Regions from separate parts of the Homo sapiens genome. Here region 2 is linked to region 1. Evidence: chromatin loops called from intact Hi-C (ENCODE). Cell type or tissue: heart left ventricle. All regions are shown on one strand. Links, peaks and the distances in the headings refer to the core of each region. The heading gives the core; the rest is flanking DNA. Region 1 overlaps ZNF277 (zinc finger protein 277). Region 2 overlaps ZNF277 (zinc finger protein 277).

Region 1 (4,405 bases), core at 156-4,155:
CAAATGAGTATCATATTATAAATATGGTTTTCTATATTTTTTCATTTAGCAATATGTTCTGAGTATTTTCCCATACTACTCAATCTCTCAAAACACATTTTAATGACTTGCTTAATTTCTATAATTCATTTAAGTATTGTTGGGTATTGAGTCATTTCTAATTTTTTCCTAGCGTTATGTAACATCAACGTATATTCTTGAATAAACCCCTCAGTCTTGCTCTTATAGGGTGTTATTTCTAGGAAGCGATAAGCCTTAGTTACCAGTTAAACTTTAATTTTCAAATTCCATTTCAGAGTGTAAGGAACATATTAATTTCCTAAAACTAGGGCAAAATGGGAATGAAATCAGGAGTGGGAGGTGGGCTAGGCGGAGAGCACAGGTGATAGAAATAGTTGGGCCTACTCTAGTGTCTCTGCTACCTTTTCTGACTTTCAAGATGAATAAAGCATTGAGTGATTGTGTTTTTCATCTGAGGTTCACTTCTTACAAATTTATGATATTTTTCTTTTAGTCTTAACAGTTCTTCCAAGATTTGATAGATTTGTTAATGTCATTCAAAGCCAATCACAGAAATGTGTGTGAGAAAGAAAGATCAGAACTCACAACAATAGGTTACCCAACCCTTAATTAGTTTCTATTAGATCTTGCTTCAGTGGTTCTGTTTATGGGTTTGCTCAGACAGCTTGGGAAGATCCCAGCCACCATAAAAACTTCAGCCGTTGGTCAGTTCATAAACTCTATAGATCTCTATCATTCTCTGCGTTAGATTCTTTTAATTCTTTACTTGGCTTCCCTTGTACTATAGGTTATCTGGTGTCATCAGCTTCAACCAGGTGCATAAGTGATGGAAATGAAGTTTCAGTAGTAAAGTACATACTTGAAGACTGTCCCTCCTTTTACCTTTTCTAAAGTCCATTTTACCTAACATACAACAATTTGGTTTTCAGCTTATTTATTTCAGAAATAAATTTGCTACATCCCATAAATGCAATGGATGGCATTTCATATGCCTAGCTCTATCTACTTTCTGATTATGTTTTTGTTTTTCAGATTAAGAAAACTGATTATTTTATTTTAGCCTATATCGACAATCATTTCTTGCTTTTTCTGTGAGGAAAGAATGATAACTCTGGAATTGATGATGGAAAAAATACTCCTTTTTTGGTGTTAACTTCTCCCCTAATTTATTTTCTTGCTTCTTCCCTAAATACTACCACACCACATAACATTTCACCCCAAATTCTTAAATTTTTTAACCTTTATGATCCATTTAGGAGTGTATCTGTTTTTATGAATTTATTCATAATCTTGTCTCCATTAAAAGACACCATTGCTCATTTGCTTAATCCTCTTGAATATCAAAGCCTCTAGTCAAAGCTCTTGTGTCATTCAGCTCACTTTCACTTGAATATTCTATAATAGAAAACTTTTTTAAAGCAAGGTGACCTGAACTACCATTTGTTCCAAATAAAGTTCATTATTGGTTTTTAAGTAACATCTTTTGACTTATACCAAGGCACTAAACATTTCAGAATGGTTTAGTTTTTAAAGCACTTTGCCAAAGGTTTAGAGTATTATCTTCTATTAAACATTGATTCTTCTGTTCAGTGTCTTGTAGCATATGAGTACCTAGGGTGTACTCATTTTCTATAGAAATTGGTGTTCCCTAACTCACTATTTTCTATTTCTCTACAATGAGTTCTTTTCACTACTCTCAGCCAGCCTGCATGTAATAGCTCTCCTCCTTCCTACAATCTGCCCTTCTAGTTTCGCAGCCTCAATAGATTTCGTCTTTCTTCATGCCCTATCTTCCAAATTACTGAGACATTTAAAAAAGCAATACAAAAAAAAAAAAAAAAAAGATCATTGAGCCACGTGTGTAGACTGCTTGCCCAGATTAATGGATCTTAAAATGGCCAAGCTGCTAGCTAGGAATTTTCAGCTTTATATTAAATCTCAGCATGCAAGCCAAAAAGAGAGCACTGTATGGGATATTGTCATTACAAAGAGAACTTGGTACTTTAAGTTCCTATAGCAAACAGTATTTTTAGATTCAATTTTTATAGGGATTGTCTGTTTGCCATAGTTATTTATTTATGAAAAAAGTACACGGTTTACATGATTTATTTTCTGTATTGATATATTAAAGGCTAATAAGTTAAATATATAAATAAAGGTAATTTATGACAAAAAGTTTGTTCTGTAGCATTGCCCTCAGAATATTTTATAAACAATATAGAGGGCTACATATTTTTAAGAAAAATATTTTGTCTTGATAGTATAAAAATGTGCCATTTTTCCTATTTAGAAACTCTTCAAAGCTTAGCATTTAAGAAGTTATATTTTATATTTGTTCCAATTAGAAATATGGATACTTTTGGTTATAAAAGTTGATATATAATACTGCCTAACTTCATAGGGACTTAGACACTCACAGTGTCCATAAAAAAATAATAAAAATAGTACAGAGCAGTAATAAAATATATATTGTATTTCATTAACAACATTCCTGCTGTCAAGAGGAGGAGGGAAAAACCAGGGTTTCTCCATCGTAATCCAAATGTTAAGATATTTGCTCAGGGAGTGTATTATGAGCTATAATGAGCTTGGGCTCTGGAGTCAGACTTTATGGATGCCAGTCCTCTCCATTTCTTACTGGCAGTGTAACCCTTGTATAACCTTTTTGTCAAGGAAGGGCCTCTACTCAATATGTGAAACAGAAAGCTGGATTTACTGTTGTTGGACAGTGGAGATACGTACTTGTAAGGCACAGTCTTTCTGAATAAAGCAGACTGCTGATCTTATTGAGGGTTTTGAGACTAGTAGAGGTTAGGGACTGGCCAACTGTCAGAAGCAGGAGGGTGTATGGGGATTGGGTCCCATTAGCTATGGCAGTATAGTCATTAAATGAGGCTGTTGCCAATGATTCAGAAATGTGGTAATGGAATTGAGTTCTCACTGACCCATTGGGATGAGTTTAAAACTGTTTATGATTCTTACTACTTAACAATAATAAAACTGCCTTCCTCATAGGACATTTCTGATAATTAAATCAGAGACTACATGTAAAATTCCTAGCATGATGCCTAATAGAAACAGGCCTTCTTCTTTATCAGTCTGACCTTAAAGAGAGTAAAGCCCTTCAACTATGAAAGCCCCAGCTTTTGTAGCTTCAGATCATCACACTGGGCAGTGTGGCCTCTCAAATTTGTCTCACTCCTCAGTGTTATACAGTACATGCTGTTCATTTGCATTTGTGTGTGTAGTTAATACATGGCTCTGCAATGTCAGCATTTTCTGCAGTATTTGTCTCAGTTGTAAGTAGATATCATTTGCTTTCCATGCCAGTGGGCTTTTTGTGGGTTTGGTTTTGTTAAGCTTTTATGAGCATCACATATCTCTGTGAGAACCTGTTGAAAGCTGTGAACACTATCCCCTGAGAAATGTGCATATAAATATACACATTTTTGTGTACAGTTTATTGGGTTCTCAGGCTTCATGAAAGTTCAGGCCCTGCTCTTCAGAGCTACCTCTGTTCAAAAGGATAAATTCTCTGTCAGAATCTTCACCTCTGGAAACACAGATTTCAGTTGTAAAACATTGAAAAATATAAACAAAAACAGCGCCTTAGAAAACAAAATGTATCTTGGCATTTCAAAGCAAAGGTTGACATTGACTAGATAGGAGGCTTCCAGCTCCTGCCAGCCACAATGACCTTTTCTAAGCAAAAGTGTAGGCCAGGGCAATGGGTTTTGAATATTACTGTGCATAAGCCAATGGATTATGTACACTAATATTCATTAGCTTATGTATACTAATATTCAAAACCCGTTGCCCTGGCCTACACTTTTGCCTAGAATGCAACTCCTAAATGCTAATGCCCAAACTTTCTTTAGCCACAACATAATATATAAGTAAACCACATTAAAATGTCCATATTCTTTGACCTAGAAATTCTACTTCTAATAATTTGTCTCAAGAAAATTATCATTTAAAAATGGCAAAAAATTAGGTACAGGTGTTTTCACTGCAACTTTATTTATGGTAACAAGAAATGTATGCAACCTAAGCATCTAACCTGAAGAATCGGTTAAACAAATTGTGTTATGTTTCAATGTTAGAATACTGTGGTTCTTGCAAGTAATTTTATAGAAGGATATTCCATGGTGTGGAAAGTTATTTGTAGCTATTAAATGGAGAAAAAAAAAGTATCAAGAAAGTATTTTTTGAAATTTTAATAAAAATATATGTTGAAATATACAAGTATACCTCAGAGATATTAAGGGTTTGGTTTCAGGTCACCACAATAAAGACAATATTCACAATAAAGCGAGTCACATGGATTTTTTTGGTTTCCTAGTACATGTAAAAGTTATATTTACACATATTAAGTGTGCAATAA
Region 2 (4,405 bases), core at 127-4,126, 50 kb before region 1:
AATACCCTGGGACAGTGAGGCCTAGGAAGACTTTTTATAGAAATCCTTGCAATTCCTCAAAATCTCTGCTAGAGTGAGTCAGTGGGTGGGGTGCAGGCAGGTGCAACACTCACTGAGACCACTGTGTTGCCAGACTTCTGTGGCTCCATCCTTCTCCAAGAAAGTCCCCACATTGAGGTCAAGGATTTTTTTGCTTTTTTTGTTTTTGTTTTTTGTTTTTTTTTTTTGTTTTTTTTTTTGAGACAGAGTCCTGCTCTGTAACCCAAGCTGGAGTGGAGTGGCACGATCTCAGCTCACTGCAACCTCCGCCTCCCGGGTTCAAGTGATTCTCCTGCCACAGCCTCCCGAGTAGCTGGGATTACAGGCGTGTGCCACCATGCCCAGCTAATTTTTATATTTTTAGTAGAGACAGAGTTTCGCCATCTAGGCCAGGCTGGTCTCAAACTCCTGACCACAGGTGATCCACCCTCCTCGGCCTCCCAAAGTGCTGGGATTACAGGCGTGAGCTACTGCACCTGGCACACTAGGTCAAGGGTTAAAGGACACTGCTTTACATACATCTGAACAGTAACCAGAATTTCAATTTGTCTCCTAAAATTAAGAACAGATAATAAATAGATTCAGCATCCCTCACGTGGTGTCATTGGCATTTGTTCTTTTGCTGTTTTTAAAAATCAGCAAGGTAGCACAATTCAGTAATAATACATTTAGGAGGCTTTTGTGACTGAGGCTATTTCTTCTGAGTATTAATCTGTATCTCCATATTGTAATATTCTGTCAAAGTCAACTTTTTTCCCTCCGAATGGGTGTTTAGTAGTTGATGATTTTGCTAATGCTTGGATTCTGGACCTTATTATCTGATGATTTTGGTAATGTTTATCTTCCAGAGAACTTACTATCTCATGTGTGATGTCTCTGGAAGAAAGAGGGAAGGGTAGCAGGTGATGTAAACTCCTCATTCTTGTATTTCCTATTTCAATAAATGGCATCAAGTCTAAGCTAGAAACCTAGGAAGCATCCTTGATTCCTAACTCGCCCTCAGGTACTGAATTTGATCAGTTAGCAAGCCTTATTTTTCTGCGCCTGTAGTATATTTTGAACCTGTTCCCTCTATTCATAGCTACAGCCACTGTGCTAATTCCATTACTAACCCTCACCATTACTGCTGAATTACCTACCTGCATCTCCCATGCCCCAGAAAGTGCTCTTGAGAACCAGTTGTATGTGTGTTTGTCAGCCTGATTCTGTTCTTGGCACATTGTTAATGTTTAATAAGTGTTTGACCAGAATGGAATTCTAGCCTGAACGATTGCAAAACCTTCCTGTTGATCTCACTGACTCTTGACTTTACCTCCTTTAATCCACATTGTAAAACAAATATATTCATGGATCTCCACTTGAAATCTTCAGTGTAATTCTGCTACATGTATAATTAGGTCCAAACTCTCTGTGTGGCATTTAAGATTCTAATCTACTTGTCTAGCCTCATCTTCAGTCACCCTGCTTCCTTTCCCATATCTCCATTATCCACTTACCATGTCACACTGTAGTTATTTTTTGGCAACTTTGTCTACCCCAGTGGACAGTGAACTTCTTGAGGTCAAGAGTTGCCTTATTTCACTTTTGTACATCCAGTGTTTATCAAAGCTGCATACAGTAAACATTGTATAACAGTCTAATGTTAGAATATGCTTGAAATTTATTCAAGGCATTTAGAGTGGCTACTATTTTGAGCAGAGGAACTGAAGTAGAATAAAAAACTGAATAGATGTTTTATGCTTGTGAAAGGTATGCATACCAACTAAAATGCAAAATATCAGGAGGATGATATTCTGTCAAGGTGATCATAGTTAGCATTTAAGGATAGTATTTCAGTTTTTTAAAATAAAGTTTTAATGTTGTTTAAATAATAATTACATTTTTTAAAAGAATACTTTAGATCTGGCCTTTATAACTTTAAGCCTGTAACTGAATGACCTACCACATGGACCTTGAATTCTGTCTTTCATCATCTATATGGCTGTTACCAATTTTCTACAGGCTGTCATTCTATTTCTATAAACCATTAAGTCCAGTCTCATATATTTGACATGGCAATGGAAAGAGGACTAGACCTTATTTTGACAAAACGGTATTTAAATTCCAATTCTGACATTTAAAAGCTGTGTAACATAGGTTTATTATATGTGCTGCCACATTTATGAAAATATCCGTATAATACCTGTCTTGCAGTTATTGTGATTATTTCATATTTATATATTTATGAAAGCCTAGCATATTTCCTGTTATAAAGTCAGACCTCAGTAAGTATTAGTTGCTTTCATTATAAAGATAGGCCCAATTATAAAGATCTGCCTGCTCTATCAAGAACTGCCTGCTCTTTGATACTGTATTCACTTAGGAAGCAATCTAAATTGTGGAGTAACCCTGGGGAAGCTTAGGAATGTGTTGGTGATAACTGCTTATGCTGTCAATGCTTTCCTGGAATTTGGGAGTTGTCAGAGTGTCTGTTGGTGCTACATACTAGTATTACAACTATGTGCTCTGCAAGCCTTTATATTATCTTCTGTATCCTCTCTCACTTCTATACAGTGCTACTCTACTCACACCCAGCTCCCCACCCGCACACACACACATTGACACTCAAAGTCATCAAGAAACTCAAGTAACATTGTATACTGGGGTTGCCTCACAAGGTATAGGCCGTGGGATGTCAGAGAAGATAAGAATTATAGAAACTACTCTTGTAGGTCTTGTTTGGTGACATGGTTTGGCTGTGTCCCCACCCAAATCTCATCTTGAATTCCCATGTGTTGTGGGAGGGACCTGGTGGGAGATAATTGAATCATAGGGGCAGGTCTTTCCTGTGCTGTTCTCATGATAGTGAATAAGTCTCATGAGATCTGATGGTTTTAAAAAGAAGAGTTTTCCTGCACAAGCTCTCTCTTTGCTGCCATCCATGTGAGACGTGACTTGCTCTTCCTTGCCTTCCACCATGATTGTGAGGCTTCCCCAGCCATGTGAAACTCTAAGTCCAATTAAAACCTCTTTCTTTTGTAAATTGCCCAGTCTCGGGTATGTCTTTATCAGCAGCATGAAAATGGACTAATACATTTTGTATAAGGTTCTGAAGAGGCCTTATTTAAAGCATTCTTTTATTTTCCTATGACAAATCAATGGGACCCAACTTGTAGGATATTTAGAGAAGAGCTCTTATTAAAAGGGATATAATAATGATGATGTGTATGATAGCTAACATTTTTTTGAGCACTAACTGTGCCAGATACTGTTTCAAATGCTTTTATAGGTATTATCTCATTTCATCTTCATAGCAACCCCTAGGTAGTCATATTACGCTTTTTATGTACAAATGAGGAAACTGATGAAAAGAGTAGCTTGCCCAAAGTCACACAATAACTGAGAAAAGACTTTTATCCTATGCACGGTTGTAATGATGTCTCATAGTAACTAAATTCCATTGAATGAGGTCTGAAACAGACTTTTCTTACACATAAATATGCTCTAAAGCCAATGTTACCATAGAAAGGCAGTATGGAATAGTGAAAAGATTTTAAAATCAGGCCAGCTTAGGATCAGATTCTGGTAAACCTCTGAACTTCAGTTTCTCTTCTGTAAAATGAGTAATACTGTATCTATATTGCTGGGATGTGGAAATGATTAGGTGAGATGATATAATAGTCTGGTCTTCAATTGTGACTGTTATTTCAGTCATAGGTATAGGCACATCTTTGGCATATGTGCCAGAAGTGATACAAGTGGTTTTAATATGTCTTCTGCACTTGAAGAGCAGGTTATTATTGAGGGATTTGATGGGTCAGATACCGAATTACATACACTTATTGTGTTGACCTTGACCTTCCCATTCATGCAAAAGAATAGTGCTGCCCTTTACAATACACACTCATACACTTCCATCTGGAAAAACTGTAAAGAGGATGTCGATCAGATTCATATAATAGAAATCATACTCTCTTCTAAATATAAATCACGAGTATATAGAAACAAGCAATGTGCATAAACTGCTGTCTCCAGTGATTAAATCTTCAAATGTTTCTATTAGCTCTTCTTAGAGAACTTTGCCACAAAATTAGGGTTCAGTTTTGACTTATTTGATAAACTTATCAGACTCTGAATGAGTTGGCTTTTCATTGACAGTACCTTAAAGACTTGCCACCTCATGCTGAAACAAGTATGTTCTACTGACCTACTTGACCCAAAGGTGAGCAGGGCAGCTTTTTTCAGAAGTGGTGATAGATTTGACTGATCAGTCTTCTGTTTTTCTTTACTTCTCACTGATCATCTTTGTAACTAGTGGCATTTATTTGCAACATAGGCAGCTGGGGTTGAATGATATCTTTGGCTATAGGAACCAAGTAAAGTTTTC

What was found. Peaks named below come from ENCODE experiments on the same cell type or tissue, not always from the same donor. Only the 100,000 strongest peaks of a DNase experiment are listed, where the experiment ranks them.
Region 2: it touches region 1 in a loop (6-fold over the local background); 2 of 110 quality-filtered maps call a loop at or near these places.

Annotation. Positions count from the first base shown.
Region 1 is chr7:112,260,402-112,264,806 of GRCh38, forward strand. All of the region lies in intron 1 of ZNF277 (zinc finger protein 277), which reads left to right. Among named protein-coding and RNA genes, the nearest start is that of ZNF277, 56 kb to the left of the region's middle. In heart left ventricle, for the core only: no CTCF peak of the experiment used is centred there; no DNase peak of the experiment used is centred there.
Region 2 is chr7:112,210,251-112,214,655 of GRCh38, forward strand. All of the region lies in intron 1 of ZNF277 (zinc finger protein 277), which reads left to right. Among named protein-coding and RNA genes, the nearest start is that of ZNF277, 5.8 kb to the left of the region's middle. In heart left ventricle, for the core only: no CTCF peak of the experiment used is centred there; no DNase peak of the experiment used is centred there; H3K27ac peaks cover 1,589 bases.